Regions from separate parts of the Homo sapiens genome. Here region 1 is linked to region 2. Evidence: chromatin loops called from intact Hi-C (ENCODE). Cell type or tissue: lower leg skin. All regions are shown on one strand. Region 1 has its middle 77 kb from the start of LINC00477. Region 2 has its middle 140 kb from the start of LINC00477.

Region 1 (5,000 bases), 60 kb after region 2:
AACAAAACATTATTTCCTTTGAGTTCACATCTGTCTTGATGAGTGGATTAAGGACCTAGCACACTGATCCTAAAGCTAATCTAAGCAAGGTGCACTTACAATATTCCCAACCACCCTGGCTACTCTCACTTTTTTTGTTTTTTCATGCCGCATTGAAGATGAGATGCAGGTGAGGAAAAAAAATACCATATCTATGTAAAGTATCACTACTCAATCCTGGGGTTTGCAATTTTGCATGAAGAGGAAGCAACAACAGATAAAAAGAGACTAAAACACCAGATTCTTTCTGGGAGATTTTTGGGTTGACTTGTAGCATCAGTAAAAACAGGTTTAAGATCTGACCATGTTATAAACCTATGCCTACATCTGGAAAAGGCCAGGCAGCCCTATTGTGCCTAATTTTCTTGTTTCATTTTTTTCTTTTAAGATTCAGAAATAATGGCTCAATCTGCTAAATTAGATCAACATCTGTGTAAAATCAGTATTGGGCTCAACAGAACTTGACTGAAAGCTTATAATGTGGAAAACCTTGAGTTGTATCTGGAACAAAGAAGAACTCACAGAAACAAAAGGGAAAGTGACATGGGAGCTTGTTGGAGAAAACGATCAATGTAAGAGAAGAGATGTGATGGAAATTAAAAACAAGAATAAGGTGGTGGTTTCTTGAGATGTTACTGAATTATGTAACAATTGAAAAAAAATAAGAGCCAGTATGTGTTATGCTTTTCATACGGAACTTCTTTTGAATATGTCCATATTTAGCCATAAGATAGATAAACATAATCATCTGAACTTTGTAAACACACCCAGAGAAAACACAGGTGCTCTGATAACAAGAAACTATTCACAGTAACTCACCACTGTTGCACAGCTAACTTCACCTACATCTGAGGCAATCAACCAGCCAAGTGGATCAAAAAGCAATTTTTTTAATTTTATGGGCAATTATTACATAACTTCTGAAACCCATACGCACTATGAGTCCATCAATTTGTATGTAAATCACTCTCCTAACAGCATATGTCATGCTTCCTTGCTTAGGAGTTTACCACTCCCACGCCTGGAAGGCCAAGGCTTGGTATGTGTGTGTGTGTGTGTGTGTGTGCGTGTGTGTGTGTGTGTGTGCGCATCACTGCAGGAGATGAGTCTAGTGCAACCCCAACCACGGCTTCTGAGAGTTTCCCTACTGTGAACACCTCGCATTATGAATATTTATAGGATTTAAGATTTTTTAGTCTAATGTAACTCCAGACAATATTTGCCTTGTAAATGGACTTTAAAACTTTTCCTCATGATATACTATTAATAACAGCAATAATAACATGACCACACCCCCTATGTGTGACCAAAAAATATTAATAGGATAGTAGCATCTTTTTGTAATCTTTTTTATCACTTCACAACAAAACATCAAAATCTTTACATGACAATAGTTACATTTTTAAAAAATATTATTTTTAATGTCTCCATATTATCCCACTGCTTGGAATACCATAATTTAGCAATGTCCCCTTTTAAAACATTTTCCACTTTTAACTATTACAAATACATGAAGCAAGCAAATCTGGCTGACAATTAACTAGAGATTAAAAAGAAAAAAATAAATTTTGAAACATTCGAAAATGAACACAAATGTTCCAAGAGGCACATAAATTTACAAAAAAAAAAAAAGAGAGAGAGAGATGCAATAATGATTACAAGAAAAGTCTTGTTTGGGGTAGTTTGTGTTTTACTGAATTGCCTTCAGTAGCATTGCTTTAGGTCCAATCATGCACAGTGAAATGAATTTACAGTTAAAAATTAATATTTTCAATACAACGTGAGACTGATGGTAGGGGTGAATATAGAATTTCATGCAAGGGGAGAGTGGCTATAGTTTGGCTCTGCAGGATTAACAATGGCATCCTACTGATAAAATCTGCTGATCAGAGCCTTGAAGAATCTATTAAAATTTAGACAGATAATCAAAAAGAAAGAACTAGCATTTTCCCCCTCCCTTTCCAATGCAACCTGTATTTCATGGTATCCAAATGGTCTTTTTTTTTTTTTTTTTTTTTTGGAGACGGGAGTCTCGCTCTGTCGCCCAGGCTGGAGTGCAGTGGCGCGATCTCGGCTCACTGTAAGCTCCGCCTCCCGGGTTCACACCATTCTCCTGCCTCAGCCTCCCAAGTAGCTGGGACTACAGGCGCCCGCCACTGCACCCGGCTAATTTTTTGTATTTTTAGTAGAGACGGGGTTTCACCTTGTTAGCCAGGATGGTCTCGATTTCCTGACCTCGTGATCCGCCCGCCTCGGCCTCCCAAAGTGCTGGGATTACAGGCATCAGCCACCGCGCCCGGCCCATGGTATCCAAATGGTCTTAATGAATGAAATAAAATTCTTCTTTACAACCCTTAATGAAATAATTGATTTAGGCAATAATCATCAATGGATTAAACCATTGGTTCCTCAACAATTGATGGTGACTCTGATGAGGGACAAATGAGGCTGTCACCACTTGAACCCACTGATCAATGTTAACATCCTAAAAATTAGGTATATAAGTAGATAATTAGGTAGGTAGATGGATGGATAGACTATGGAACCTGAATTTAATCAAACCTCGAAAGCTAATTTATAGTTCTAGGATAGAGATACTAGATAGAGAAACAAGTTAAATGACACCACAAGGAGACAAATACAGATTATGGAACACTCTATATGACAACTGACCTACTTTCTGCAACAAGTAAATGACATTAATAAAAGAGGAGAACTGTCCTCAAAGAAGAATTATAGATTTAACAAAGTTTAATATGTGGTACTTATTTGGAACATTATTTTAAAAATCTAACTGTAAAAAAGACTTTTTTGCAACAACTTAGAAATTTTCATTATGTGCAGGGAATTAGATAATCTCAGGGAATTACTGTCAATTTCATTAGGCTTTAAATAACATTGTTATGTACGAAAATGTCCATATTTTTGAAGACACCTATGGAAAGAGGGGTGAAATTGTATGGTATCTTGAATTTGCTTTAAAATACTACAGCAAAAGAAAAAATTAAAGGAGAGGATGATAAATGAAACAGTATGTCAAAATCTAACATTGAATATAATAATTGTTTATACCTTTCCATCTCCTTCTGTAAATATTTGAAAATTTCCATAATTTTTTTTTTAGTTTTACCAAGTTATACAGGAGAGCCAGCCATGAGTTGAGATGCTATGTACCAGGCAGAGAAAATGGCATCAGTGAAAACACTGACCCAAGGCAAAGTATGATGTCATCGGAGTGCAGCCTGAGGGTGGGTGGAAGGCAAGGTTGCACAAGGGAGGGCCAGGTTGCAGCAGCCTCAAGTTCCATGCTAAGGAGCTTGGACTTTACCCTGTAGGATATGGGAAACTAAGCAAGGGTTTTAAGCAGAGACTGATGGGGTTAGATTTACACATGCGTCTAGACCATCACTCTAGCAGCCCTGTGCAGAGTGGGTTTCAGGAAGACAGTGGAAAGGGGAGCAAACCTGGAGAAAAGAAGCTCAGTGAGAAGCCTACTGAAAAAACTGCAGACAAAGAACAATAAAGGAGTAAAAGAGAACAGGAATAAGGTAGGGGGCCAGGAATTAGTCACTGGAAGGGAAAGAAAGAATAAGAATCAAAGCTGGCTTTGAACTTTCTGATGGACTGGTTGACTTTGACACTGAGATACAGAACTCAAGAGGAAAGGCAAACTTGGACATAAAAGGGGTTGGGGGTAAAGAAAATGGATAAAGTCCATGTTAAGCATGTCAGGTTTGAGATTTCCGTGAGACATCCAAGTGGGATGTGCATCTGCAGCCCAGGGCATCAGTCACAACAGAGCTATAGACTGAAGAATCCTCAGAATATATGCAGCAGCTGAAACCCCAAGAATGGATGGAATCATTCACGCTGTGGTCCAGGGCTGTGTCTATCATTATCTGGCACCTAGCATGGTGTGGGGCTATAATAATCACTAAATAAATGTTGAGATTGTCCAAAGAGAAGGTGAAGAGGGCAAAGAACAGTGGGCTAAGGGCAGACCTCTGGAGGCTCAGTGTTAAGGAGTGAAAACATAAAGAGGTCCCCTGAAGGAAATAAATAATAAAGCTCAGACTAAAAGGAGAACAGGGACCATGCAGCCACAGAAACAGAAAGAACAGAGAATTTCAAGAAAGAATGAGGTGTCAACAGTGTCAAATACAGGGAATGAGGAAAAGAAAGTTCGGAAATTGCCCATTCATTGGCCAAAATTGAGGCACCTGATGATCTTAGCCTTTACACCAAATCTCAGAGGCAAATGACCTACTTTGCTCATCCTAAAAATAAAGATAAGTAGCAGCGTGATGGCCAGTCAGTAGACAATGCCACTATTTGTGTGACCATGAGCATGTCATTTAACCTTTCTATTCTTTCCTTATTTTTAAAATGAAGCCTATGAACTATATTATCTGTAAGGTTACATTCAATTCTAAAATTCTACAAAAGCAAATCCTTTGGTTTAAAGTGTTCCGAAGATAGTAAGAGCCAAGTGCCCACTTTGAGACCCATTACATTTTATGCTGGACTTCTGCTATACTCACTCTCTTTGCTTCATCTTTTTCTCTCCTACCTTTTTTTCCTCCATAGTAGTCTCCCAGTTGCTTTAGGGGTGAAAGTGATGAAGCTTCTATGAACATAAAAATGACCATGGCATTAAAGGCAAAAAAACCAAAGTGACAGATGAAGAGATATGTCAGCCTCTGAATTTATTTGTGCCAGTATTTCACAAATAAATAAGATATACTAATAAAGGAGTTTCTAAAATTTTGGGGGGGAATAAAAAGCAATTAATAGCAATAGCCAAAATGCCATTGACCCAATAAATAGTCATGAAAGCATAGAGAACTGAACCTCCTAAGCCATGGGAAATTAGATGGATGTGTTTATGCAGAATGCCCCGGCCTCTCATTAGCAAGCTATAAAAAGGCCTTCACTTGTATTTGTGTTGCTCTTCTATATGG
Region 2 (5,000 bases):
CTTACAAGTAAGTTAGTTAAAACAATAAGTCATTTCAAGTTAAACGAGAATTGTCAGTTAGTGATTTTATAGTGACTATAAAGTGCTATATAGCTCATGTAAGCTACATGATGGTCAAATTTGCATGGTATCAGACATGTCTAATGAATGCACACTCCTTAACACGTTAAAACATTATGCTTGTTTGAGAACCTCTCTAATTTTATTAAAATTATGTGACTGTGTATCAGTTGAAAGAGAGCAAAAAAAGGAGGTAAAAGGGAAAGGATAAATTTCATTGTGACAGACTATGAGTTTCATATAGATTCAAAGATAGAGTCTAAAGTGGATTATTAGACAGATGACTTTTGAATACTAAGACCAGGAAATAGAGATAATAAGGAGTCCAGAATAGGTTAAACAGGTAACGCAAGGAATACATAATTTTATTATATCTTAGCTTGGTTAGGATACTGACATAGCACTGATTTTGTTGTGATCAAGACAGAGCTATGGACTGGATAATGGCATAAATAGGCAAGATCATGAAATGTGTAACAGTCATATTCATAGAGAGCTGCTATCTTAATTGATATTAGTTTGTAAGAAAAATTTTGGTGCCTGCAAGCTCTGCCTTCAACTCTCACAGTTTAGGATTCCACAGTGTCTGACCTGGTGATGTGCAATGGAATGAGACATACAGGGAGGGCTTGGACATTGGACATATTTACAGGATAGAAGCAAGTATTGATGGGAACAGGGTTAGCTTTATTCTCTCTCTATGGAGGAAATTTACTATGACAGACAGAACATATAATCTGAAGGATAATTGTACTATACAATCCTGTAAAAGACAATAGCATGAAATAACCAAGGTATAACGACACAAGGGCCAACACATTATGGAAACCTCAGAGATAAGTGCTACTCAGAAGAAATCATGAGGCCTTTTGCAACCAGCATTTAACAAATATTTATTGCAATCTCCTATGTGCTAGTAACTGCTTTAGGCACTGAAGACACAGCTATGAACAAGAGAGATAAGACCCTACCTACATATATTCTAATGGTGAGAGCAGGCAGATAACAAATGACTAATAAATTATTAAGAAAAATAATCATCCCATGATGATGATTGCTATAAAGAAAACAAAACATGGTAATATGACAGGGAGAGACTGAGACTACCCTAGATTGGGTGGCAAAAAAATGCCTCCTGACAAGCTGTTATTTGAGCTAAGATCAGAAACACCAAGGAAAATTCAGCCATTTGAAGGTAAGAAGGAAGAATATTCCCAGCAGAGAGGCCCAATGTTTGAAAGGCCCCATGTGGACAAGTTTAGTATTTGTAAGGAACAGAAAAAATCAGCATATGGCTAAAATACACTGAGGGAGGGATGCAAATCTTAAGAGATGAGATCAGAGAGATGAGCAAGAACTGGGCCATAGAAGCTTCATGCACCAACATGGGGAAGAGTGACATGACTGATTTGTTTAGAAAAATCATTCTGGCTACTGTTCAGAGGACTGACTCTATAGTGCAAGTGGGGGTGATTAGAATGGAATTTCAGAAACCAGGTAAGAGGTCATTGCCACAGAGCAGGCAAGAGGTGATAGTAATGGGAGAGTCTAAGAAGCCGAAATGTAATAAGGATAAACATAATATATGTTTTATATCAACAATTCCCCCCAAAAAACAATAGCACACTATAAGATGGGAGATTCATGAGTGAGCAGCAGCACAGAGTGAAAAAACACAGAGGGAAACAAAATAATGGAGGTATATCAGTGGGACGCAGAAGCCAACCTGAAGGAGCTCCCAATGGCCAAAGCTGAAACAATTTGGGCAACAAAATAAATAGCATACTCTTGTATCATAATCCAAGGATCAAACAAATATCCATGAGTCCATATTGATAGAAATTAGTGATTGAATTGATCATAACTGGGAGAGAAGAGACTAATCTCCACTACACAATTCCAAACAATTCTTGTAAATACTCCCCAGTCAAGAAGGTGGAGTTTAACTCCCCTCCTCTTGAGCAGGGGCTGCTCTTCCAACGAGAACAAACAGTATGGAAAGGGAGAACAGAGTAACTTTACACTAGAGAAACCTTGGCCAGGTGAAAAAGGTTAGTGTCATCAGCAATAAGCCATGTTGACAGCGTGTGCCCTTGGTATGATGTGATGAAAACGGCACTTCAGCTTTGTGACCTTCCTCTCCCAACCCCACAAGCCCCATCCATCCATGAGGAAAACATCAGACAAGCACAGACTGAGGGACATTCTAAAAATACCTGACTGTCAAGGTCACGAAAAACAAGGAAAATCTGAGAAACTGTCACAATCCAGAGGAAGCTAATGAGACATGACAACTAAAAGTAATACAGTAGCTTGGATGGGACTCTGGAACAGAAAAATGACACTACGGAAAAAAAACTAAAGACATCTAAATAAAGTAGAGTTGACTTAGTAGCATTGTACCAATGTTTGTGCATTTGTTGTGCCAAACAAACTATAACAACATAATATGTTAACAACAATGATAGCTGGATACAGGGTAAATAGTAACTGTCTATACTATCTTCGCAACTTTTCTATAAAACTATTGTAAAATCAAAGATTTTATGAAAAAATAAAAAGCAGAGAGGTCTTGTATTGCTTCCCATCAACAGAAGTATGGGCAAATGGGAGCCACAGCCACCTCTACTCAGTCTCATTGGAGCACGCCCACAACACTGTGGGAAACCCAAGGTGCCATGCTTGGAGAGGGATGCGGACAAATTGTTCTTAAGTGTGGCCGGGCGTGGTGGCTCACTCCTGTATTTCCAGCACTTTGGGTGGCCAAGGCGGGTAGATCATCTGAGGTCATGAGTTCGAGACCAGCCTGAACAACATGGTGAAACCCTATCTCTACTAAAAACACAAAAATTAGCTGGGCATTGGTGGCATGTGCCTGTAGTCCCAGCTACTTGGGAGGCTAAGACAGGAGAATTGCTTGAACCCGAGGGGCAGAGGTTGCACTCCAGCATGGGCTGGGTGACAGAATGAGACTCTGTCTCAAAAACAAACAAAAACAAAACAAGTGCAAGGCAACTGAAAGACATGTCATATGAGATGCAACTAAAAGTACTAGGTATATTTAACCTAAAAATCCTGAAAGGCACAATAACCATCTCACAGTAAATGAGAGATTCTTATAAGGAGTGAGGATTGGATTTTCTAAATCTCAAATTGTAGCATCGGGTGAAAATGGAGAGAAAAACTACTGCTGAAAAAAATATCCATTCACAAAAAGGAAGAACTTATTATAAACCTGGAATTGCTCACCTTGGAAGGCAACAATAAGCCCTGGCAATACCGAGCATTCAGGCCTCTCCAGGAAAGATATTACCCACGGTGTTGTAGAGGAGACAAGTATTTGAACTACAGGGGACTTCTTGGTATTAAATACTAAAATTTAATGCTTTCCTGATGCTTTACCACCACTTAATAAATAAGAGGAAACTAGTTGTGTCCTTAATTCCTGTTGCACTATGGTATTTCTATACCTTATTCACTTTTAAGTTTTCACTATTAACAGATACTTTTGCTTGCTTATCTTTTTGAGGTGCATTTTAACTGTGGGTAGACCTTTTTAACTACGTTATTGGAATAATGTGGAGTAATATACCCCTATATTATTATCTCCAGCCCAGACCTCACTCCTGATTTCAAGATTCACCAATCCAATTGCTGCTTTGACCTCTCCACATGAAGGTCTAACAGGCATTTCCATCTTAATGTGTCCAAAACAAACCTCCTGACATTCCATCCAAACCTGCACCTCCCTCAGTCTTCCTCATCTCAGGAAATGCCACCAGCCTGTACCTAATTTCCTCCCCGCTACACCCCGCTTCCATTTCATTAGCACATCCTAGGTTTAATTAATTCTCTACTTCTCTCCATCACAACTACCACCCCAAGTCCAAACTAGAACTTCCTACACTATTACAATCACTTCCTAACTGGATCCTCTACTCTCTTTCCTGTAATTTATCATTCACAAAGCAATCAGAGGGAAGACTACACAGTCTACAACCTCCTTACCCCTTCTTACAAACCTCCAACAGCTCACCAGCACACTTACAAAAAAAATTCTAATTCCTTACTCTGTGTTCTCGCTCTTATCAACTCTCCAAACTCTTCTTACTATTTTCCTCCTTGCCAATGCTCCAACCACATTAGTCTTCTCTCTGTTCCTCCATAACCTCAAGTTTGTTTCTCCCTTGAGGATACTGAACTAACTGTTCTCTCTGCCTAATATGTTCTCCCCATGATCTTCAAAATATCTAGGTCCTTATTATTTTACACTGGCCATTAAGGCACTCTTCATCACATCAGCCTGTTTTAACTCTCTGCAGAGCAGTTACCGCTCGTTGACATTTTCATGTCGCTTTGTGTTGCTTTTGTCTGTGAGTTTTCTGAGAACAGGAACCTTGTGCAGCTTATTTACAGCTGTAGCATCAGACCCAAAACAGGGCCTGGAAGATAATAGTAGTAAATATTTTTTCAAGAAATTAGTGAATTTAATATATGTGAAGATGACATCCTGTTATCTGACTTAAAATCTTCTAGATCTTTTCTAACTTTTGAAGTAATAAGAACCATCTTCTAAAATATAATTAACAGTAAGTGAACACATGGTAACCATCAAATCACACTCATCCACCAGTCTTTTCCCACATTGCCCAAATTGACTCTTGTGCCCCTCAGTCCTTTGTGTATGTTTATGCCACTCCTGTGACTGAAATCCTCTCCTGAAGTGTTCCCTAGCCCCCACACATTATCTATGAAAGTATTATCATCCATGAAAATTACTACCTATCTTTAAGACCAAATCCTAAGACTACCTTTCTTTTGACACACTCTCTGTAAAATGAGTATGCGCAACCACAATATTTGTCTCCTTAATGACAACACTAATCTCAATGAGGAAGCTGGGTATTATTATAAATAGGAATTTCCCAAAATTTGTTCCT

The links. A loop is a pair of places that touch in the nucleus more often than their neighbours do. Peaks named below come from ENCODE experiments on the same cell type or tissue, not always from the same donor. Only the 100,000 strongest peaks of a DNase experiment are listed, where the experiment ranks them.
Region 1: a loop joins it to region 2, with 6 times the contacts of the local background. A loop is called at or near these places in 1 of 110 quality-filtered maps.

What each region holds. Positions count from the first base shown.
Region 1 is chr12:24,504,749-24,509,748 of GRCh38, forward strand. It overlaps a transcript of SOX5 not described here. Among named protein-coding and RNA genes, the nearest start is that of LINC00477, 77 kb to the right of the region's middle. In lower leg skin, no CTCF peak of the experiment used is centred here; no DNase peak of the experiment used is centred here.
Region 2 is chr12:24,445,122-24,450,121 of GRCh38, forward strand. It overlaps a transcript of SOX5 not described here. Among named protein-coding and RNA genes, the nearest start is that of LINC00477, 140 kb to the right of the region's middle. In lower leg skin, no CTCF peak of the experiment used is centred here; a DNase peak (open chromatin) is centred at 2,760.